3 separate regions of the Mus musculus genome follow, and all the other regions are linked to region 2. Evidence: chromatin loops called from intact Hi-C (ENCODE). Cell type or tissue: heart. All regions are shown on one strand.

What was found. Peaks named below come from ENCODE experiments on the same cell type or tissue, not always from the same donor. Only the 100,000 strongest peaks of a DNase experiment are listed, where the experiment ranks them.
Region 1: it touches region 2 in a loop (2.1-fold over the local background); 16 of 42 quality-filtered maps call a loop at or near these places.
Region 3: a loop joins it to region 2, with 2.3 times the contacts of the local background. A loop is called at or near these places in 2 of 42 quality-filtered maps.

Annotation. Positions count from the first base shown.
Region 1 is chr11:116,485,535-116,493,534 of GRCm38, forward strand. Prpsap1 (phosphoribosyl pyrophosphate synthetase-associated protein 1) reads right to left here and starts at 4,812. Exons shown (of 10, transcript NM_026364.1): 1 at 4,514-4,812; 2 at 2,584-2,636; 3 at 335-401. The coding sequence starts at 4,683. In heart, a CTCF peak has its summit at 3,373 (motif pointing left); DNase peaks (open chromatin) are centred at 4,847, 5,127 and 7,147; H3K4me3 peaks cover 2,573 bases; H3K27ac peaks cover 2,442 bases.
Region 2 is chr11:116,529,471-116,537,470 of GRCm38, forward strand. Sphk1 (sphingosine kinase 1) reads left to right here and starts at 2,981. Exons shown (of 6, transcript NM_025367.7): 1 at 2,981-3,898; 2 at 4,500-4,703; 3 at 5,379-5,531; 4 at 5,610-5,704; 5 at 5,782-5,897; 6 at 6,142-7,200. The coding sequence starts at 4,694. The coding sequence ends at 6,916. In heart, CTCF peaks have their summits at 3,748, 4,954 and 5,200 (motif pointing right); DNase peaks (open chromatin) are centred at 3,091, 3,671, 4,491, 4,901 and 4 weaker places; H3K4me3 peaks cover 3,988 bases; H3K27ac peaks cover 4,338 bases; H3K27me3 peaks cover 4,932 bases.
Region 3 is chr11:116,332,810-116,340,809 of GRCm38, forward strand. It overlaps Foxj1 (forkhead box J1), which reads right to left and starts at 2,545. Exons shown (of 3, transcript NM_008240.3): 1 at 2,409-2,545; 2 at 1,233-1,899. The coding sequence starts at 1,730. Rnf157 (ring finger protein 157) reads right to left here. Exons shown (of 19, transcript NM_027258.1): 19 at 3,536-6,021. The coding sequence ends at 5,897. In heart, a CTCF peak has its summit at 3,017; a DNase peak (open chromatin) is centred at 2,662; H3K4me3 peaks cover 3,154 bases; H3K27ac peaks cover 2,215 bases; H3K27me3 peaks cover 4,965 bases.

The DNA.
Region 1 (8,000 bases), 44 kb before region 2:
TGTTTTCAAGACAAGTTTGTGCAGCCTTGGCTGGCCTGGAACTTGCTCTGTAGCCTAGGCTGGCCTGGAACTTGCTCTGTAGCCTAGGCTGGCCTCGAACTCTCACTCAGGAGTGTTAGGATTAACAGTGTGTGTACATGCTCGGCATTTCCTGACTTCTGAGGCAAGCCTCACTACTCTACCCAGCCTGGCCTTCACTCGGTCTGTACCCAGGCAGACCTTGAACAAAACAACAGAAATCAACCCTGGATTACCGGTCACACGAAAAGACAGCCACTTACATTGGGAGATTTCCCAGAGAAAAATGGACACCTGAAGTGGTGCCAAGTCTTACCTGGGTATTGTCTGTATAATGAAAATATCTTGGCCACGAACAGATTCTTTGATTTCAACTCTTGTTTCTGAAGGAGAAAAAAAACAGTGTTAATTTTTAAGGAAACAGCGGATGGTGCAGTAAACACACAGCAGCTGGGTGAAGAGGGAGCCAAGCAGCCTCAGCTGGTGTAATCATAACTAGAACTCGGGTACACAGAGTGGTTAAGGCTGGGGTAAGACAAAACCAACAAATGTGTCGAACATTTCCAAAATGGCACGGAAGACAGGGTCTGCTGTAAAGAGAACTTGAATCTTAGCATCCCTGTCAGGATGGGCTGGACAGGAGGCCGCTGACACTTGGACTCTGCCCCTGCCTCAGTTCCAGGGATGCTGAGCGCTGCTGCAGTGATGGACAGGAGAGCCATCATCACATCACTTCCATCGCCCCGACTGCAGCTCCCACACTGACAGCCGATACTCTCTCCTGACCTCTTTGGAGGCCCCCACACGTGACACACATAAATAAATGAATGAAAACTAAATCTTAAGAGAAAAAAGCTGCTAAGGTTGTGTCTTAGGGTTTCTACTGCTGCAATGATAAACACCACGACCAAAAAACAAGTTGGGGAGGAAAAGGGTTCATTCAGCTTATACTTCCACATCGCTGTTCATCACTGAGAGAAGCAGGACAGGAACTCACACAGGGCAGGAACCGGGAGGCTGGAACTGATGCAGCAGCCATGGAGGGCACTGCTTACTGGCTTGCTCAGCCTGCTTTCTTATAGAACCCAGAGCCATCAGCCCAGGGATGGCTCCGCCCATAAAGGAGGTTGGGGGCCCTCCCACCCTTGATCACTGATTGAGAAAAGCCTTTTTTGTTTGTTTGTTTGTTTTGTTTTTTCGAGACAGGGTTTCTCTGTGTAGCTCTGGCTGTCCTGTAACTCACTCTGTAGACCAGGCTGGCCTCGAACTCAGAAATCCACCTGCCTCTGCCTCCCAAGTGCTGGGATTAAAGGCGTGCCTGTGCCACCACTGCCCGGCAAGTTTAAGACTTATTCACCAAACAGAAGAAAAGACAAACGTTCTACAGATCTCTCCTTTACTTGTTATCACAGGGTATGTGCGTCAGGGCGGAAAATCTAAAGAAGGGGAGCAGAGGACGCAGACCTCTAATGCTTGAAGAAAACATTTCTGCGTTCACAGACACACACACAGACACACACACACAGCCTCCTAGCTACACCCCCAGCCCTCCTGCCGTACGTTCTCTGCAGAGCAGCAGAAACAATGAGACCCTGCTTCAATAAAACAGCACCGATGCCCTAAGGCTGTCCTCTGAGCCCCACACCTGCATGCACAACGCACACCCACTGCACAAGTAACACAGCAAAACTGGAGTCCTGTCTGCTTGTAAAAGCACGCCAACCGTGGAGGTGATGGTGCCACCGGGCTCCAAGGCAGGGCAAGTTCTAAGCTAGGGCGGTGAGTTCTCGTGCATCCAAGGAAACAAAGCAAAAGCATGCTTTAAAAAAAAAAAATGCAGCCGGGCGGGTGGTGGTGCACGCACGCCTTTAATCCCAGCACTTGGGAGGCAGAGGCAGGCGGATTTCTGAGTTTGAGGCCAGACAGGTCTACAGAGTGAGTTCCAGGACAGCCAGGGCTACACAGAGAAACCCTGTCTCAACAAACCAAAAAAAGAAAGCTATCAGCTGGGCATGAGAGTACATGCCCACAATCCCAGGACATGAGAGGCTGAAGGGACTGGTCCAGCAAGATGGCACAGAGGGTGAAGATACTTGCTACGAGGCCTGATGACCTGCATTTGGCTCCTTGAAGCCCACAGGGTAGAAGGAGAGACCCAGCTCCCAGCACGATGATCAAGAGTTTGAGACCTTGGGCTGGTGAGATGGCTCAGCGGTTAAGAGCACTGACTGCTCTTCTGCAGGTCCTGAGTTCAATTCCCAGCAACCACATGGTGGCTCACAACCATCCGTAATGAGAAACAAAAAAACCTATGGGCCGGAGCAAACAGAAGAAGGGGGTGGGGAATTTGAGGCCTTGATGGACTATATAGTTAATGCCTATCATAAATGAATGAATGGAATAAGGGTCAGAAGTGGCGGAGACTGCTTGTCATCCCAACACTAGCGGCAAAGCAGGAGGATTCAGAGGTTAAGCCAGCCCAGGCTACATGAGATACTGCAGTAGCTGCTGCAACAATAACAACACATCCCAAACTTAAAAAAAAAAATCAACTTTTTAACTTACCTCCATTGGTCTCCTGATATACAACAGATTTCCCCAATTCAGCACCAAGACGCCTATTACACAAAAACAAAACAAAACAAAAAAAGATGGTAAGAGCATGCAACTAACTAAGCCAGCATTCTGGAAGCTGAGGCAGGAGGATTGCTGTAAGGTGAGGACCAGTCTGGGATACATAGTGAGTAACAGGCCAGCCAGGACTACTAGCAAGACCAAACTTAAAAAAAAAAAAAAAAGCCAGGAGTGTCTCAAGCCTTTAATCCCAGCTCTTGGGAGGCAGAGGCAGGAGGATCTCTGCAAGGCTATCTATCCTGGTCTACAAAGCTTACTGGAATTAGCATAACAAAAGGCAAAACCACTAATCTTTTTTCTTTGTTTTATTTATATGTGAGTACACAGTAGTTGTTTGTCTTCAGACACATCAGAAGAGGGCATCAGATCTCATTACAGGTGGTTGTGAGCCACCATGTGGTTGCTGGGAATTGAACTCAGGACCTCTGGAAGAGCAGTCAGTAATCTTAACTGCTGAGCCATCTCTCCAGCCCAAAACCACTAATTTTTAAAGTGGAGCTTTCTCAAGGCAAGGTCACGTGTGATAAGTGTGACCCAATACAAACAAGCTCAACTTTCATGTTTAAAGGGATCCTTGGCCTGGACAAGACAAATAATCAGGGGCTGGAGAGATGACTCAGCAGTTAAGAGCACTGGCTACTCTTCTAGGGGTCCAGAGTTCAATTCCCAGCACCCACACGGTGGCTCACGACCATCTGTAATGAGATCTGGCGCCCCCTTCTGGCCTTCAGGCACACATGCAGACAGAACATTGTATACACGATAAATAAATCATGAAAAGAAACAGAAACCGGAGAGACTGACTGTCTCCCTGTACATATCTCCTAAACCCACTTCAAAGTCCAACTGATAATAAAACAGGTGGAGCTAAGAACTTTTGAAATATGAAAATGACTTTAAATGTTCAAAGTCAAGTCATTTACGCCAGGGAGTCCAAGTGCGCACCTGAACTGCCAGCATCGGAAAGGCCAAGGCCAGAAATATCACACCATTTAGAGTGTGACCAGGGTCATAAGACCTTATCTCAGAAACCAAAGCCCATGATGGGTGTGGTGTTCCCGCGGCAGAAGCAGGCAGATCTCCCGGCTTGAACTCTTGAGAGTGCAAGCCTCATCCATTCACTAAGTTCCAGGCCAGCAGGAGCTACGATAAAGCTCTGTCCCATAAAGGAGAAGAGAAACGATACATATTACTAAAAAGCTTATTTCACAAAGGGCCCTTAAGGCTCTTTATACCAGGGCTCTAGTTTTCTCCAAAATTGAAAAGGGGCCTTTAAGTAGACCGGTTATTATCAGCAGGGCACCGGGAGGCTCTGCTCTGCAGGATTCTTCTCCATGATTTCCGCAAAGTTCAGGCTCACGCTCCCATCCCTTCCCCATAGAAGCACCCACAGTTTGTAAGTAAGGTTTAAAAAAAAAAAAAAAAATCACGTCCTTCATCCATCCAGCATCGGTAACAACAAACAAGCCTGGAAAGACATCTCAGGGCCCCCACGGTCCCCTGAGGTCAGTGGTTAACACACGCACACACCCCTAAGCAAACACTTTTTTGTACAACTGATCCTACACACTTGTAATCGCGGCTCTCCCCCCGCCCAGCCCGAAGTACTTCTGAGTTCCCTTCTCCCTGACTGTCCTAACCCTTCGGTCTAGGATGGACCCACATCGCCTGTCGCTTTAGGGACGCCTGGAAATGGCGATGGTCAGATTCAGGGCAAGCGCAGGAAACCTCTCTAGGGTTAAGAGTGCGCCGCGGCCCTGGGACGGGGTTGGGGAGTCGGCCCAAACCTGCTGCTCCCGGGTGCAAAGGTGGAGGTGACGGGGAGAGGGGCTAGGGCCACCCCGGGGACCACCTCGCTTACTCAGTGATGCGCTTGGCCAGTTCCGTGCAGGCGGCCGTGGAGTTGGCCGAGAAGACTCGGTAGCCGGTGCGGGCTGCGTTCATGGCCGGCGAGGCGGCGGGCCGAGCCCGCGGGACACGCAGAGCAGAGCACGCGGACAGCGGGGGCAGCAGCAGCAGCTTCCTGGGCATCCTCCGGCCCGAGGCGCGGCTACAGCGGTCCGCGCGGGGCCGCAGAGGGACGAGGCGCGACACAGATGCGTCCGGATCTCCAAGCCGCACCGAAGGCGCAGCCGAGCGCCGCAGCCTCCTTCGGACCCCGCGGCAGGCCGCGCCCCTCCGCGACACCGAGTCGAGCAGCTAGAGCGTCCGCCCCCGCCGCCATCTCGGAAAAGGGCAGGGAGGTGGGCATGGCATGGAGAGCCTGTTCTGACACAGGCGCCGCTGACTCGCGTGTTCGCCTGAGTTTGAGTCTCCGGGGACAGGTATTTTAATGTCCACTATTCTGGGAGGTGCAGCCATGTTTAGTGGTACTTATAAATGTTTTCAAATTTACTGCCAGGAACTAAGATGTCCGCCCAGGGACCGGAGACAATCTAGCCTCACGCCTCTATGATGAACGAGCCTCCGGCGCTCCCCTCCACGCTTGCGCAGGCTGGGATTTATTTGAAAAGGGACAGCCGGCCCTTTCCCTTTTGCGGGCACTTAAACTAACTGCTCCAGAATCTGGACGTGGAGGCCTTCCCTAGACGTTATATCTGTGTCTGCACGTGAGGCAAGGTTGCACTCCTGCCCGTTGTTGTTCTCAGTTCTCCCACCCGTCCCCCTCAACCCCAGCCAGCCGCTCTGCCCGCATGAGTTCGCCTTGTGCAAATACAGAAGGCGCGTGTGTTCATTTACTTTTGTGTAAATAGATGAAGTCGTTCCAAAGAGACATTTGAGCCTCTCGATCTATCAGACTGTTTGAAAAACGGACCCCCAAAGAAGTAAAGATCTTCCCCCACCCACCTCAGGAATGTCATGCTGGGAGAAAAAAAAACGTGACTCCCAAAAACAGCTTTCACAGAGCTCCAGAGACTTCTCAGACCACCTTACAGGCTGAGGTTGAAGCCCATGCAAGGGCGTCTCAATGATGGTCGGGACCTTGCCCTGGAAGGGACGGCTTAGGTGGCAAATCCTCGGCCTTCTGCTTACATTTTTATCTCACTTCTGGACGGAGGACAGACTTGTGGACTTCTCTGGATTCCTCTGTTCCTCTTACCGATGTTGCTAGGTTTAATAAATCTCCCTTTTCTGCTTTCTGTTTTCAGTTCGACTTTTAATTTTAATTTTAATTTAATTTAATTTAATTTAATTTAATTTGGCTTTTCGAGTCAGGGTTTCTCTGTGTAGCCCTGGCTGTCCTGGAACTCGCTGTGTAGACCAGGCTGGACTCGAACTCAGAAATCTGCCTGAACATTGAGTCTTTCTGTGTCTGTGCACCGTGCATACACAGTGCCTGCAAAGGCCAGAAGAGGGTGTCAGATTCTCTGGAACTGTAGTTTGGAGTCAGTTGTGGGCTGCTGGGTCTTCAGGAACAGCAGCCAGTGCTCTTAACTGCTGAGCCATCCCTCCCGTGCCCAAGTTGCAATTTTAATTAACATATTGAAGAAGGTGGCCAGACCTGACTTGGACTCAGATTGTGAGCCCCAAGGTTGATTACACTAGACCTAATCAGGAAGGGCCGATAAGCTCTCTGGCCTCACCTCATAACCTGTTTCGCTAGGCCTTTTCCCTTCCTGCTCTTTAAGTAGCACATGGCAGGTACCCTCTTCAGTCTTCCTATTCTCTCAGTGTTATTCAAGGGCCAGACACCAGGGACCACCATAAAAGGGTGAAGCTTCAGTGTCTTGCACGGAATCACCAATTGCTGATACATATCTTATGCAAGGAAGGGACTTACAAAACACATTCATGACCTTGGCAACCTGAATCTGGACCATGACCCTCGTCACCCAGTCCTGGGGCACCTGCTCAATAAACTATCCCTGTCTGACTGAGATTGGTGTTTGTGTGGCTTGTGAGGCGATTTCTGGCCCCCAACACATATGATCTTATACTATGACACATACCTGAGGAAATATGAAAGGGGAAATGATGTATTTAAGTTCCTGGTTTTGCCAGTTTTAATCCAAAATCGACTGGGTCCATTGCTTCCGGTCACAGCCAAAATGGAATATCTTAATATCAGAAGTATATGGTAAGAGCTTGAAGTGGAAACTTCAATTTTCTTTGGAAAGTCAGCTGGAGATTGAAATCGCTGCAGAGAACCATTTCTAAACAGGTCCACTTCCCCCGTATCCTAGTAACCTTCCTTTTCCACTGCCTCAGGTGGGTGGTGGGCTAGAGGGGACGCTGAAGCATTTAAGAACCATCATGAAAAGTAGGTTTTGAAAAAAATCAAAGCAACAAGGGCTCCTTCCAATCTGTTCGCCCGTTCACAAGTGTCTGACTAGGGCTACCAAGGGCTCCTTAGTGAGAGCCGTCCACAGTCATCTCCCCTTGTCTCAGACCTCCAGCACTTATTGATGGGAGGAGCATCTCATACTGATGGGAGTATCCCAAACTGATGGCAGCATACCATACTGATGGGAGGAGCATCCCATATGGATGGGAGCATCCCATACTGATGGCAGCATGCCATACTGATGGGAGGAGCATCTCATACTGATGGGAGCATCCCATACTGATGGGAGTATCCCATACTGATGGGAGCATCCCATGGGGATTCAGATGCTAACTGTGACACTTAAGCAGGTGTGAACTTTGCAATCCCTGCACACATCAGCCAGCCTGAGCTCCTCCACCCCACTCCCTAATAAATCTGTGGCTCTCCATTGCTTTTGGAATAAAAACTAACTTTCCTATAGAAAAAGCAAACCATTTGCCTTTATTCTTAGGCCAAAATCTATATAGATTTTTCAAGGGGTGTAAGGCTTTCTACTCAACAGTAAGTAATTAGTTCTGTAGGTGTCTGTGTCTTTCTTCTTCTTCTTCCTTCCTCTTCCTCCTCCTCCTCCTCCTTCTTCTTTTCTTCTTTTCCTTCCCCTCCTCCTTCTCCTTCTCCTCCTCCTCTTCCTCCTTCCCCTCTCCCACTCTTCCTCCTCCTCCTCCTCCTCCTCCTCCGAGTGTGGGTGGGGAGGGGAGGAGTCAACAGTGACCTATGTAACTGAGGATGGTTTTGAACTCTGATCCTCCTACCTCCACATCCCAAGTGCTGCGATTAAAAGCCGGCATCACCACACACACCCATGTTATGTTTGGCTGGGGATTGACTCCAGGGCTTAGTGTGATCAAGCAAACTCTTTACCAACCGAGCCAAGTTCCCTATCTCCCCACCCACTGTCCTCTTACCTCTTTGTAATAAAGTAATTTGGAAACAGGAGTCTTATCAGAGAAGGCCAAGGATAAACTGCAGCACGAGGGTCCATGATACAAGACAGGGTTTCAGGGCATGTGCATGCCACTTC
Region 2 (8,000 bases):
TGCCAGTGGCCAAAGACTGGGAGACAGGGTGGGACCTTTAGTTTTTCCTAGTTTTTTAGTTCCTGGTGTGTCTGAGGACAGCATAAATACAACTTAAAAAAAAAAAAAAAGCCAGGCGTGGTGGCGCAGGCCTTTAATTCCAGCACTTGGGAGGCAGAGGCAGGCAGATTTCCGAGTTCGAGACCAGCCTGGTCTACAGCGTGAGTTCCAGGACAGTTGTGAGCCACCATGTGGTTGCTGGGATTTGAACTCAGGACCTCTGAAAGTGCAGTCAGTGCTCCTAACCGCTGAGCCATCTCTTTCCAGCAAGACCAGATTCTTAAAAAAAAAAAAAAATAAATAAATAAATAATTATCCAGGGAATTATTAGCTTCAGGCATGGCAGGTAAGGTTCCAGGTATTCTTGCCTAATGAAAACAATCAGGGCCAGTGAAGGCTTTGCAGCTGAAGGTACATGCCACCAAGCTTGACACCCTGAGTTCAAACCCTGAGACCTCGTGATGGATGCAGAGGACAGACCCTAGAAGGTCCTTTGATCTCTACACTCATACTGTGGCACACAGGTATGCACATGAACACACACAGACACATACACACACACATACACACAAACACAGAGAGAGACACATAAACACACACATAGAGACAGAGACACAGACAGACAGACAGACAGACACACACACACACAAAACCAATTTAAACATTTGGCCACTTGGCAGCCTTGAATTCCTGGGTGCAGAGGCCTGGGCTAGTGAATAACTCCCGGTCTTTTCTCTAGCATGAGGTAGGAGGGAGGAGGTGGCGGTGTGGGGGGCACTTGGGTACTTTTCTCTGGGAAAGCTGCCCAGAGGAGCCTAGGAAGGAAAACAATTCTTTTCACCTGTGAGACAGGTATGGCCTGGGAACAGAGGCTGAGCTGATAAGTCAGAATTCCAGACTGGCCCAAGGCCAAAGCCAGTTGCACCTTGCTGACAGGCTGGCTAATGAGAGAGAGAGAGAGAGAGAGAGGGGGGGGGAGAGAGAGAGAGAGAGAGAGAGAGAGAGTACACGCTTGCATGCTTGTGTTTGTGCACTTGTGCTTGGAGCTAGCTACTGTTTCTCCTGGAGATTCTCAGACCCTGGGTTCCTGAAGTGGCTGTTGAGGGGAGCAATACACCAGCCTAGCTAACACAGAGTAAGCTCTGGTGGTACTTGGCCTCCCAGACTGGGGGAAGGGCTTGGGGTTTGTTATAAGCTTTGTTGGGAATTGGTTTGACAGCTCCCATAAGGCCCTTCACCTCCCAATCCTTCCAGAGACACAAAAGAAAACCAACATCTTGTTCTTGTCCATTCCCGGCTACAGGGCCAGGGGTGCTGTTTGCCGGTTTCTACAGATAGGATAAAGTTCTTTAGGAAAGGAAAGGGTCTAGAAAGCTGCATGGAATGGGGGAGGTGAACAAGAATGAAAGAGGCAGAGACCAGAGAGGTGAGGAGGCCAGAGGATGAGGCGGCAGCCGACACAGAGGAGCCATTGTGTCCACTGGAACCAGCGCCAGACTGGAACCCCCCTCCCACTGGGTCTCTTCTGAGCAGAAGGGGAACCGGCCCTGAGGCCCAAGTATAAAATGTCCTGCAGGCTGCTTCTGCTCTCTCCCACGGACTGAGTTTCCAGTCAACCTTGCTCCACGCTTGCCCTCAGAGTATGAGAAGTTCCAGCCCCAGGCCTCAAAGAAAAGCGAGACCCTGATCCAGGTCGGCATTTTGAGCGTAAATTTACACACAGCCCGATCTTTCCTTCCCCGTGCCTCAGTTTCTCCTCTTTAGTTGTTAATGACTTGCTTGTCGGGCTTGATAAACACTCCTTCCCAAACCGTGAGAGAGCAGAGGAGGGTGTTTCCTACAGTCTGGGCAGCCAGCCCCCCTCCAAGCTCAAAATCTCGGGGAGAATAGTTTCCTCCCTGAGTCTGCTAGATACCAACGCCAGATCTGGACCCTAGGTCTCTGGTAAGGGGAGGGGGCAGGGTAGACAAGGGAGCGAGTGGCAGAGAGCCTGGCTTCCCCGCAGAGCCCCCTCCTCCCACCGCGACTCGTGTCCCCGCAGCGCGTGACCACGGCACTGCGGCTGCAGAGCTGCAATCCTTCCTTGTCCGCGCTAGATTCCAGGGGTGTAAGGTGGGAAGCCGGGGATGGGGGTAGGTGCAGGACCAGATCTTGGTAGCCACGAGTCGCGGAACCGGGGGTGGGTGATGACGCCCTTGCTCCCTCCAAATCCTCATTTTTTTTTTTTTTTGGTTGGTTGGTTGTTTCCGGGAGTTTCTCCACCCGTGAGCGTGTCGCTGAGTCACCTTCTCGGAAGGCACTCGGGGCGTTCATGATCCGGTCAGGCTGTCCCGCGGCTGTACAGAGCCAAGGCATATATTGCAGTGACGCGTGCGGAACCGCAGGTCCAGCCTGTGCCCCTGGCCCTCCTGGGGACTCCTAAAATACTGAGAAACTCGGTCGGGGAACTCCAGGGTCCTCTGGGAGAGAAGCCACCTTCAAGGCGTGACCTAGTTCACTGCAATCCTTTCTTATCTGGGTTCGTTTTCCTCTTGGACTCGCCTCTTCTGGACTTTAAGAAGCGATGCGAAGATAGAGGTGGGTGGGGTCGCGCGGGGGCCGGTGTGGGCGCGCCAGTTCTCTGTAACCGGAGCTAAACCAATGCAGCTTCCTTGGGAGTTTGGTGTCTGTTTTTGGTGCTTGGTAGGATTTGGGAGCTTCTTTTTCCAAGTCTCCGCTAATAATCTTCCAAAAATTTAACTCCGGTTAGTCACGGACACCCTCAGGTCACTTGCCATGAAATATATCACTTACACAACTATGCGTCTTGTTTATCTCCACCGAAGCGCATACACCGGGGCACGTGTGCATTTTCACCCCGAGATCGCCCGAAGGGGTGGGGAGGTTGGGACCACGCCCCCATGCTAGCCTCTCCAATCCTGATGAGAGCCCCCATTGCCCTGTCCACACTGCTGGGTTCCTCCAGTCGGTGAGGATCGTGGATCCCGATCATCCGCGGCAGGCAGCATCTCAGGCCTTGATAGTGTTCCCTGGGGGGAAAGACTCCACCTTTGGAGGTTGCTGACGAGGTACTCTCATCTCGACTTCGTCCCCAAACCGGTTCAGCTTTCTCCTGAAAGGCGTGCCAGACTGCTTCGGGTTCGGCGTCTGAGTGAGCCAGCGGCTGCATCTGGAAGCTAAAAGTAAAGGCACCGCGGAGGAGCAGGGGAGGAAGAGAAGTTCGCGGGTGGCGGGTGACCCGACCCTGGCCCAGAGTCAGGACAGCACTAGGGTCTGGATGTGGAATTCAGGCTAGGTCTAAGCGACGCCAAAGAGGCGCTGCATCCCTACTGTGAACAGCAGTTTCGAGGTTCAGTAAGCGCAGACCCACGCGTACCCGAAGCCCGCTCGGATGCTGGGCGCCGGCATGTGGGCTGCGCCCTCGCTTTCGCGCTCCGCGGATGCGCTGCTTCAGGCCGGGCTCAGAACCCCACCTCTTGCGGACTTCCTAAGCTGTTCCTCCAGCACCGGGCGCACAATCGTATCCGGGGATCCTGCCCCTCATCTGCGCGTGGCCGAGCCCAGGCTGGCGGCGACTGTGTTCGGGGAGGTGCAGTGAGATCCCGGGCGGGTGGGGGACCAGAGCTGCGCGCAACTCTGGTTCCACCCCGAGAGCACAAGGAACGCGGGGCGTGGCCAGGCCGGCCCAGAGGCTCAGCGCCCTCCCCGGGCCGCCGTGAAATTGAGCAAAAAGTTTGAGACCGGAGGGGGGCGATCCCTTGGAGTCGGTGTCAGCCCAGTGCTTCAGTTGTCCCTCTGTCGCGGGTCTGAGTCGGAGAGGAGCTGCTTTCCGCCACTGGCCGCCCGTGGGACAGATTGGGTAGGGATCCCCTTTCCCCCGCGCGCGCCCTCCCGTAGTTGGCGGTGCCTTCGTGGGTCCGTGAAGGAGACGGCCCCACGCCTGCGCCTCAGTGCACACTCGCGCTCCGGCAGGGCAGACCATAGTTGTGGGTCCGCCCAGCACAGGCAGGCTTTTGCGGGACTTGGGCGCTGTTCTCACGAGTGCGGCACGCACCCCCACCCCCACCCTCTTGGAGACTCGGAGCTTCAGCGGCTTCGTAGTTCAGGCAGGGGACCGGGCGACTGCGCAGGTTGCGATGGGGTTCTTCGTCCCAGAGTACGCGCCTCTCAATGCCAGTTCTGGGAATTGTATGCAGTTGGATTCTCCACCAAGCCCGAAGGGTGAAGAGCCGGCCCGACGAAGAGAGCCACGGGTCACTGACTCATGCGTCGGGTCCGAATCCGGTGTCCCCTGGAACGGAATGTTCGTGGGGTGGGAAGCTCATTCTGGAAAGCTAGATCCCCCACCCACGGGGCTCTGGTGATTCAGTCGCGAGCCAGGGGCTCTGGTTGGGCACTTTGTCCCACGTGCATGGAAGCCCAGGCAGAGAACCCCACCACTCTTTCCTCCTGTCCCTCAGATCTGGCCGCCCCGGGGAATGACGAGGGCGCTCACACAGCCCAGGGAGGTGGAGAGGGCGAGCCCCACGGCCAGTCGCCAGACACCCTCCTGGGCAACACCGATAAGAAGCTGAACGCAGGAGCCGCCGTTACCTCTAGCAGCGCCGGGGCAGCACCGGTGGCCCCTTGTCAGCGGGAGCCCCGGGACCTGGCTATGGAACCAGGTTTGTGGGGTACCTGTCTGGGAAAGGCTAATGAGATCTCTTCCCCCAAGAAATGATGGACAGCAGAAAGAAGCCTAGGGTCACTCGAAAGAAACATTTTGTCCCGCGAGGCCAGACATCGTCTGTCCCGGGGCCAAGGAAAGAGGTATTGCGGTGTCCCACTCACTCCCAGACAACCTGTGGGAGGCCACTTCCTCTGGCAGGGTTGTGTTGATGGGTGGAGGATCCCAACTGTTCCCGTAGCTCTCTTCGGCCCTCTAGCGACTGGTTGTGGACATTACCATTCTGTTTTTGTTTTTCGAGGCAGGGTTTCTCTGTGTAGCCCTGGCTGTCCTGGAACTCACTCTGTAGACCAGGTTGGCCTTGAACTCAGAAATCCGCCTGCCTCTGCCTCCCGAGTGCTGGGATTAAAGGCGTGCGCCACCATGCCCGGCCGTGTTTAAGTGTTTTGACAGAACACTTATATGTATAAGCACTAGGCTGTGTATTTGGCGCCCTTGAAGGCCAGAAGAGGGCGTAGAGATCCTCAGGAACTGGACCTGGGAGTTCGGGACCACTGTGAGCCACCTTTCTGGTGCTGGAACTGAACCTGGGTCTTGTAGAAGAGCAGCAAGTGCTCTTACCTACCAAGCTCTCTCTCCAGCCCCATGTGGTGGTGTTGTGTTTTGTTTGTAGTAGAATGCCCTCGAGGACTGCTCCCACGGCCATGCAGAGTGCTGGTGCTGCTGAACCCCCAGGGTGGCAAGGGCAAGGCTCTGCAGCTCTTCCAGAGCCGTGTGCAGCCCTTCCTGGAGGAGGCAGAGATAACCTTTAAACTGATACTCACCGGTGAGTGCTGACCCCAGAGGGTGAAGGGAGCATTTCATGCCAGAAAACCAGCTCTGAGAACATCAACTCTTCCACCAGAACGGAAGAACCATGCCAGGGAGCTGGTGTGTGCAGAGGAGTTGGGTCACTGGGACGCCCTGGCAGTCATGTCCGGTGATGGTCTGATGCATGAGGTAAGGGATGGGCTAGAGGATGGCCCAGAGGGCTTGGGATGGTTTTCCTAGACTGAGACACTCTGCCTATTTAACAGGTGGTGAATGGGCTAATGGAACGGCCAGACTGGGAGACTGCCATCCAGAAACCCCTGTGTAGCCTCCCTGGAGGCTCCGGCAATGCGCTGGCAGCTTCTGTGAACCACTATGCTGGGTGAGAGCTGAGGGTCAGAGTGGGCATCATGTCCCCTACCGCCATTTTCTGAGTTCCTGTGGGAAGCTCCACTTTCTGCTGGAGTCTTGTCCTCAGTTTACTGGCCCTAGGGAGCCTCCATCTGCTGTCACTGACTCCAGCGACTCCCTAGGGACCACGGTTGCACTGCTAGCCCCCATTCCTCAAAAGGAGAACAAAGAGAACGCAAGAGGGCTCCTGTCCCATCTGATCTTTAACCTTGCAGGTACGAGCAGGTGACTAATGAAGACCTGCTCATCAACTGCACACTGCTGTTGTGCCGCCGGCGCCTGTCACCCATGAACCTGCTGTCCCTGCACACTGCTTCTGGGCTGCGGCTCTATTCTGTGCTCAGTCTGTCCTGGGGCTTTGTTGCTGACGTGGACCTCGAGAGTGAGAAGTACAGGCGCTTGGGGGAGATTCGTTTCACAGTGGGCACCTTCTTTCGCCTAGCAAGCCTGCGCATCTACCAAGGCCAACTGGCCTACCTTCCTGTAGGAACTGTGGCCTCTAAGAGACCCGCCTCTACACTGGTGCAGAAGGGCCCCGTCGACACACACCTTGTTCCTCTGGAGGAGCCAGTGCCTTCTCATTGGACTGTGGTACCAGAACAGGACTTCGTCCTGGTGCTGGTGCTGCTACACACCCACCTGAGCTCCGAGCTGTTTGCAGCACCCATGGGCCGCTGTGAGGCTGGTGTTATGCATCTGTTCTACGTACGTGCGGGGGTGTCAAGGGCTGCGCTGCTGCGCCTCTTCCTGGCCATGCAGAAGGGCAAGCATATGGAACTTGACTGTCCATACCTGGTTCATGTGCCCGTGGTTGCTTTCCGCCTGGAGCCCAGGAGCCAGAGGGGCGTGTTTTCTGTGGATGGAGAGCTGATGGTATGTGAAGCTGTGCAGGGCCAAGTGCACCCAAACTACCTTTGGATGGTCTGTGGCAGCAGAGATGCCCCATCCGGCCGGGACTCCCGGCGGGGGCCACCTCCAGAAGAACCATAACTCTGTGCCTTTGTCTACTCTGTCTAGGCTGAGATGGGACCCTCCCCCGCACCCACCTCCTGGTATGGGAGGTTATTTCTAAAGTTCCTATGGAAGTGGTGGGGACCCCTGCAGAGAAAGCTAGAAGGTGGGGCTATGACTTGGAAAGAAAGGCTCTACCTTCCAGTTAGAGTAACATCCCCAGTAGAGCCCTGCTGGCTGGACCAGTTGCATATAGAAGACACTCCCCATTGCTCTTAGGGACCTTCCCTGGGAACCAAATTCAAATAAAGAGACTTTTCCAACCTGCTGATCCTATCCTGGGGATTGGGAAGGGAATGGGGTCTTAACACCAGCAAGGGCTATGGAATTGTGTTATCAGGGATTGAACTCACTTATTTATGTCCCACGGGACAATCATGCTGGTGTTGGGCACTTCGCTCCCTACGGGCTGATAATCAGACCCACTTCAGCTGCAGAGGCCCTCAGCCTGGCCAGCAGCCCTATCTCACACACAGGAAGACTGTGGACCTCAGATCAACTGTACCTCTTTACTAGGCACTGTCAATTGCTGGTTTCTTCACAGGCGCTGGGACCTCCCCCGGGGCCGCTTACATACAATTCTGCTCTAATTTCAAGTGGTCTTGGGAAGTGCTAGGGCGTATTATGCAGTGGGCTTCATGTAGCTACAGGGAAGCCATCATCCATGCTGGGTGGATGTTCTAGTGTGGCTGAGTCAGTGCCCTGTGCTCCTGCCTGAGGGCAAGCTTGGGTGGACCTGCACGTTGTTGTTAGGACCCTGTGAGAGGAAGACTTGGCTACATCTCAAGGAAGGGACTCTTCTGACCAAACTGAAAAATGACAGGCGCAATTTCTTAAAAAATAAACTGGGCTACACCCATGAGCTATCTCTGGGTCCACCCAGGACACCTCAGCCCTTCCCTGCTTGCACTTAACAGGAATTCTAGGCAGAAATGAAAAGGAAGCCGTGGGACAGGGTAGATGCCAATCCCCTAACCTGGGCAACCGTTCCAGTCTGGAGCCCACAATACTGACACTTGACCATTGCTAGATGCTGTGGTGTCAATTTCCCGGGAATCCTGAA
Region 3 (8,000 bases), 200 kb before region 2:
CAGCTCCCCCACGGCCTGGACTGCCATCTCCCTCTGTTTGTGAAGTGGGTGGGTTAAGGGAGGGGGCTGGGTGACCAAGGACTGTGTGTTTGTGTGTGTGTGTGTGTGTGTGTTGGGAGATTTAGTGACTCCTTGTTTGTTGAGCCAGCTGCTGGCCTAGACCTTCACCCCCTACAATCTCCTCTTCCCACCCAAACCACCTCAGTTGATTATTACCCAGCCAAGCGCATAAGGCTCTTTTCTGGGACCTGAGTTGGCAAAGGCATTGAATAAGGAGAAGATTGGGGAATCTTTTGACCCAGGGTTAGAGCCATTTGGAATGGGTTAGGACTATGATCGTGCCCTCTTGCTCCTTGGCTGCCTTAGGGAAGAGTGGGCAACCTCAGGCCTCGTCTCTAGAACATGGATCTTGATACTGGAGGATGTTCACAGTGCTGTCTCTGTCTACTGAGCCTTATCTTGCCCTCTCCACACGCAGCAGCTTAGTTCTGCTCACACCACACTGGTGTCCAGGGGCCCAGGCTATGCTAGCAAGGCAGGTGGGCAGTGAGTGGGCACCCTTTGGCCAGCAGGGCTGAGATGTTTACACGGCAGCCTGGCCCATTGGCTGCTCTGTGCCAGGTTCTGGAGATTTAGAACCCGAAGCCACTGCAGCAGAAGTGCCCCTGTGGAAAGCACCTGGCTCAGGTAATTGCCCCCCTAGGGAGGCTGGCTGAGAGGGTGGGGGTGGGGGCAGGAAACTGGGGAGGAGCTGAGGTGGGAGGCTGGTCAGTGGCTTCAGGATGACTTCCTGACCCCTCCACCTGGACAACTGATCTTTGTACCCAGAGGGGCTCATCTCTGCCCTACTCTCTAGACGCAGGGTGCAGAAGTTGGCAGGGAGGTCACCTAGGTTCCATTTCAGAGTCCAGTTCTGACTAATTCCTCGGGCAGATCATTGTCTAGGAATTTTCGGACACGGGACAAGAATGTGCCTTAGTGTTACATCCCACATGAGGCTACACCGGGCCCTATTGGTCCCTCTTCTACAACTTCGTCTGTACCTCCAGGGCCTTGGCTCCAGACAAGGGAGCAGTTTCAGAACCTGGCAGAGTGGTCAGGCCTCTCATGAGGCCTGACCTCACAGCCAGGTGTCTCCTTGGCCTTGCAGATCTGGTATGCGAGCCTGGCTAAGTGCCAGAAGGAGGTCGTGAGGAGGGAGTGGCCACCACCCGCACCTCTCCTCCCCCTACCTGCCAGGTGGGGTCTGCATGGCGGAAGTAGCAGAAGTTGTCCGTGATCCACTTGTAGATGGCCGACAGAGTGATCTTGGTGGCCTTGCTGGCTTGCATGGCCATGCAGATGAGAGTGGCATAGGAGTAGGGTGGCTTCACGTGTGGGTTGGTGGCATAGTCCACGTCGTCAGGGGGCGGGGCCTGCAGCCCCGGGGGCGCGCTTCGAGATGTGCACGACGATGTGGGCTTGCCGGGTGTGTGCGGCTGCCCAAGGCAGGCAGGGTCTGCCGCCAGCGGTGACCCGGGCGCCACCAAGCCCGGCACTTGGTGGTAGCCGTGGGGGTCTGTGCCTCCTGGGGGAAGAGTGGGAGCCTTGGCGTTGAGAATGGAGAATTCCTGCAGCCATTGCAGGCTGGTCAGGCTGTCATCCAGGGCGTCCGGCTCCTCCATGCCGCCCTCCGGCCCGGCTTCCTCTCCGGGACCCGCTCCGCAGAGGCGCAGCCAGCTCTCCGCCATGTCTGCGGGGACTCTCCGAAGGGGCGGTCAACATCCACAGGCTGAGCCGGAGTGGCCCGCCGCGCTCTCTGGCCCGCTGGTAACCCAGACTCCAGTTACACAGTCTCCAGAACACTCACTTCCATTCTGCGACCCAGGGGGTCGCCTCCTCCGAACACGAATGTGAGGCCTGCGGGAGCACCACGGAACTGAACACTCTTCCCCTACCCCGAGAGGAAAGAGGCGCCTTAGGGGGGGAGCCCCTCACATTCATCCCCGCAGCCTGTGGCGAGGTCAGGGAAACACAGGACCCTGGTCTGATCCTGCGTCTCCACCTCTCTCCATCTGCCCTTGAAGGGTTTGTTGGCCACAATGAGGGAAGAGGGTAGGAAGGCCCAAACTAACTCTTTTCCCCAAAGAGTGGGAAACTAAGATCACATCCCAATAGTCCAGGGGGGTCAGTACGACGCGGCTGGGGCAAAGTAGGTCATCTGATCCTTGAAAAGAGGTGTTAGGATGAAGGGTCTCGGGAAAGGAAGGTCACAGGACCGAGTTATGGAGGAGCAGGAAGCGATCTCCCGAACTCCTCAGATTTCATTTTCGTGGCCCCACTACTTCTGTGGGCGACCGATGGACTGGATAGCCAGCAGGTCCCGACGCCCTCCCATCCCGTGGTCCACAGCCCTCCCAGTCCCTTACCTGGCTCAGAGCGCAGCCAGCCAGAGGAAGGTTCTGGAAGAAGTTCCTCCCACCTCCCGCGGTTCTCTGTCCCCAGCTCGAGGGCTGTGCTGGCGCCCCTCTTCGCGCCCCCCCCCCTCGCCCGACGGCGCTTCTCTGAGCGCCGACGGCCCGGGGACCGGCATTAAGTAGACGCTCGGAAGGCTTCTTCTGCTGCCATGGCGACGCCCCGCCCCCATAAACAGCTTCCGCTGCTGTCATTGGCCAGTACGTCTCCAAGGAGACCGCGGGCCCTTGCAGCTCCTCTGGCGGCAACTCTCTGGAACTCTCTGGTTCTGCCGCCCTCTCCCGCGCCACCCAGCCCCCTACCCGCCACCGAGATCCGACTCTGTGCATTCCCGCCCGAGGGCCCCGCGCTGGGTCTCACGGCGGGTGCTCGGCTCCCGCTCGAGGCCCCGGGAACCCCTCCCCCAACGCGTCGGGTTTGACCGCTGAGGGGACCCAGCCCCGGATTCTGCAGACCAAGTCTCGGGGAACCGTGCCCTTGAAGTCTTTGCCCTCACCGGGCTGCCAGTGGCCTTTGTCTGGTTTCTGGGGCCTTTCCCTGGTCCCCGAGTGTCTTCTCTGGTGCCCACAGGCAAGTTTGACTCTCTGATGCCACCTGTCGCTTATAATCCGCAGAAACGGCCACACAGCTCGCAGACACACCGAGGCGGGTAGGGTAACCCAGCGTCTCCCGGTAAGCAGCTCGCCCACTCACCCTGCTCAAGTTCCCGGAAGCTGGCATTCCAGGGGCATCTGCGGAGGTGCTGCCCTTTCAGACAGTCTAGGAAGCAGAGCCAGCCGGCAAAAAACAGAAAAGCCCTGGGCCTGCAAGATTCTCAAAGAGGTCATTTGTTCTACTGATTTAGCCAGGAACTGGTTAAGTGATGGGAACTACTAAGCATAAGGGATTCTGGGCCCTAGCTTTCCCTATTGCCATCAGCTTTGGGGTTCTTTAATAATTGACGAGCTGCAGGATTGGAAGTGATCGGGTTTAAGGCAGATGCAGAAGCAGGTAGGGCAGTCAGGAATGGAGCTGGCCTTGTACCCAGGTCTGCAGAAATACTAAAAAGAGCCTGAGCCACTGACTGAAACGAATACGTTCACAAACGAATTCACGTTGTAATTAATGGCTCCCTTGCCCCTGTAAACAGTTTTATTCACTTTTAAGAATCATGCAGCAATCCATAAATATTGCATCTTGATGTCCCCACTGTAATGTGCCTATAAGTGTACTCCATGAATGTGAGGGGTACACAGATGGCACATACAGAGCACACGCACGCACACACACACATACACACACACATACACACAGGTGTTCAGGCCCTAAAACAAAGTGTGCAGCCAGCACGCCAACACCAGATGGACAGGACTAGTTCCCCAGTGGGATGGATGGCTTAGGGTTTGAGTCTGTGCCTGGCAGATGTCACAGGGGATAGACACTCTGGTGGGATGAAATTAGGTAAAGCAAAAAGGCTCTTTGAGGAGGCCAAGATCTGGGCAGTACCAAGCATGGAAAGGTGCAGATACTGTGTGATGAGGAGCCAACGGCACCAGGAGAACATGCCTGACTCTGTACATTTGAGCCCCAAGAAAGGGATGGTTCCCAAATGGACTGGGTTGTGTGGCAGCTGACAGTGGGCCACCCTGTGAATGGGCTATTTCTGCTTGCCAAGAAGTAAAAGGGCAGAGTGAGGGGCGGAATGAGCAAGGCAGAGCAAAGGGTATGCTAACCTGGGTGCCTGGATTATGGAATTCAGGCTGAGCACTTGTGAAGGGAGACGGAAGGGCTGATTATAATGGCTTTTTCGAGGGTTCCTGGCCACTGTGGCTACTGTTTACCCGAATCTCCTTCATCTCAGCTTCTTCCCCTCCTCCCAGGTCACACCACACTGTGAACACCGCTTACCTACTGCCTGCCAGGGGAGAAGGGCTACGTGCAGCCGTGCAGCCGTCCCAGGCTCAGGGAACTTCCCTGTTGTTTCTGTTCTGGTTTTTGAGGAGGTGTGGATATTGCTCAGCCTACACTGGTGTAAACCTTAAGTGTGGGAGGGAGGGGCCCTCGGGATGCTGAGGAAGTAAAAGACGGGAAGCAGGGTGTTCAGAAGGGGCAACATGGGATCTGAAGCTCAGCCTGTCCCACGTCCCGCAGCGCAGCAGAGCCCCTAACAGTGGGATTACCATGGAAAGGAGAGCTGTGCGGTGGTGCAGGCCTGTGATCCTAACTCTTGGGCAGTACCGGCAGGAAAACCCGAAGTTCAAGGTCATTCCCAGCCACATGGCAAGTTTGCAGCCGGACTCTCCACCCCCGACCTCCCCTCAGGATCCTGGGCACTGGCATTTTGGGGAAAGCCTTTCAAAGAACACACTTGCAAGTCTAAAGCTCCTCGTATCGCACCCTCATAAGTGACTGTCACTAATCTTGATCCCCAAACCATCTCATGTTCCGCTGAACGACTTTCTGTTCCAAAAGCCACTAGATAGGCATCTACTTTAGAGCCATGTTAAAACCCACTGAACCCAACAATTTCCTGCCAGCTTGCTGCTATGGCTTTGAGTGCTAACCTGACAGCATCTCTCAGCACTGGTGAGCCCACCTCTCATCTATCCCATCTGAAAGGCAGGGGAGGAATGCACTAGGGTAGGGAGGTCTCCTAATCCTCTGGCCCCAGAGCCTCCACCATTCCTTTGGTGTTCCTGTGCACCAGTTTGAGAACCACTGGGCCTCAGCTCTTAGCCTAGTTCTTCAGCTATTACAAAGAGGGCAGAGAAGTGGTTAGCTGGGTTCAAGACCCCCTCAGTGGCTGTAGTGACGATATGGGAAGAGCCTGCCCAAGCACTGCAGGGAAGTGGCCCAGTAGGCCTTCCTGACTGCACTGGAGGAGGACAGGCCTTGCAAGGGGTATCTTCCTAACTGTGGACACCGGAGGTGCAGGAGACCAACTCTGTTAGATCTGGCTTCCAACCAATAGTTCGGTGGCTACCCTCTCCCTTAGGCGTGGGCAAGGAGCTCCTGGTGTTCTGGGAGGCCGGAGTGGATGGCCTTCCTCATGGAGCAAGTTCCCAACCAGTTCAAGTTAGGTTTCTAATTGTTTATGAGTGCCAGAGACCAAAACCTGTCCATGGGCGTCTAACAAGGCTGCCAAACTCTTCAGTCTTCTTGGTCTCCACTCAGAAGAGAAAGCCTACAGAAACAACCAGCCCTGACCCTCAGCTCAGCTGGCCCACAGGTTTGGCTGGCACGTATTAGCCCACAGAGGGAAGGCTTCTGGTTCTTTCTGAGAGGGTAAGAATCGCGGTTACAGGCGATGAGGCAGGTGGGTGGAGGGTTGCGCATCGTCCTCCCTTCATGTGAGTAGGAAGTCCACGAGTCTTGTTGAAGATGACCAGAAGGCTCGTGGTCCAGTGAGGGCAGATGGAAGGCAAGGACAGGAGGGGACGCCCAGGTGGAGGTGCAGATGCCCTCAGACAGCCATAGGATCCCATACACAAGGCCTGTTCTCCTCAGGGTCCTCCAGGCTGCTGGAGGATAAGCGCCGGCGCTGGGTATGGCGACAGTTGACAGTGTTATCCTCATGCTGCCAGGTACCTGGAGAAGGAACAACAGAGGTTCTGGGAGCCATTCCTTAGGCCAAGCATACATGGTGTCCCAGTACAGCAGCACAGGAGTCAACACAGAATCTAGCAGGATGTGTGTGACGTGAGACATCTGGCTGCATGAGCCACTCCTGAGAGGAAGAGTGAGGAGCAGGTGCTGGCAGGTGCCACGGCTGCCCCTCCCTAGCTAGGTAGTCGCTGCCTGTAACCCATGGACAGATGGGGAGACTGTAGGTGTTCTTCATTCGTGAACTTACCTAGCATCCAGCTTGCATGTTACATACTTGGTTCTGGCCTTGGGAGTGTTAGTTAGGAGGCTGAACTGGGCTGCTTCCTGCATGGAAGGTGGGTGTACAGAGAGCACACCCTGACCTATAGCCTGTGTCTGCAGGGGGGTAGGGGCGGGGGTGGGGCTGCAGCATAGCAGGGGCCAGGGAAGGGAAGCCTTGGGTGGGAGACGGTGTATGCCCACACCTTCACCTGTACCACTTCCTCGCCTGAGCACCTTTCAGTCCAAGATGCTGTTTATCACCCTGGCTTCTCCCAGCCTCTGGCTGCATCTGTGGCTCCAAGTGGAGACTCAACCCTGACGCTTCTGTTTCATGCTCTGATGCAACCTACCTACCTTGTTTTCTCTTCCTAGTCACACCCACACCTGCATCCACTCGGGCCTCAGATCAGTTCATAGGTTCCAACGGTCTGATCTTTGGCAGGTCACCTTCCTTAGGGGGCTTGGCCTTCTCGTATGCCCAGTGAGACAAGTGGGTAGCACTCACAGATTGGCTGTGAGGCCCGCATGGGGCCCTACGTAAGGGTGCCCAGCCACATACCTGACTAGAAATGACCTGTGAGCAGTTCCTGCCAGCTTGGTTTGGGGGAGCCTCATGTGTTTCCTAGGTCCCTCTAGCTGGCGAGTTAGCTCTGTTTTGTTCTCTCCAGGAGAGCGACTATGTTTTATACAATGGCAGGCCCTGCTCCTTTCCAGGCTCGGGATGTTCAGGGAAGGTACTTCATCTTGTTGGCTCTGCTCGGCAAGCTTCTGCAGGAACCATTTACAGGTTTGCACCCGGGAGCTCAGAAAGGTAGTGTGGCCCTAGGACGGAGATGGGGGCGTGGGGCTTTTCTATTAAGTGAGGCCAGCTAACTGTATATTGCAGTCCTGAGTCCAACTTACAAATGGCCAAAGTCAGCCTCAGATTCAGCGAGCCTAAGACACGAAGAAAGTCCTTAATAGCACATATGCTAGGAGGAAGCAGGTACTGATTGCTTATTTTGCATGAGTGGTCTGGTGTGAGGCTATATAGTAACAGGCCTCAGTACAGCCCTGGGAAAGGAAGGGTACAGGGTCTTGCCCACAGGCTCTCCACTCCTGAGCATGAGTCCAAGGAGTTTCTTCCCCTCTGCAGGTGGCACTCTGGGGCGTGGGAAAGAGGATCAGGGAAGAGACCCCAGGTCAAATGAGTGGTCTGTTCAGTTATATAATTTGGTAGATGTCATACCTATTCCTCAATGTTTATGGGGCAGGACTCCGGAGCTGCGGCTGTTCAGTAGGAGAGACCAAAAGCAAATGGTAAACAAGAGAGAAGACACACAAGCGCACACAAGTCAAACAGCAGCAGCCTCATCACTACCACCAGGGTCACTGCTGCCAGCATCCATGACTCAGGGCCTAACGCTGTCCCGACCAAACTCACACACGTCCTTAAGCAGCATCTCCCACCCAGGAACTCCGGTCAGGGCTCCAGGTTGCCTGCAGAACAGTCTAGGCTGCAGATGGGCCATGTGCAATGAAGGGACATGGCGAGGGAACGAGATGTCCTTTGCCCTGGGGAGGAGCCACAGGATCTATGGTGGCCCTCACATGCTTGCCTCTCCACAGCCCACTCACAAGGCAGCCTGGATCCCGAGGAGATGTCTGAGTGTGCCCTCCCATCTGCCTGGATCCAGGCTCTCTGGCAAGAAAATGGAGCT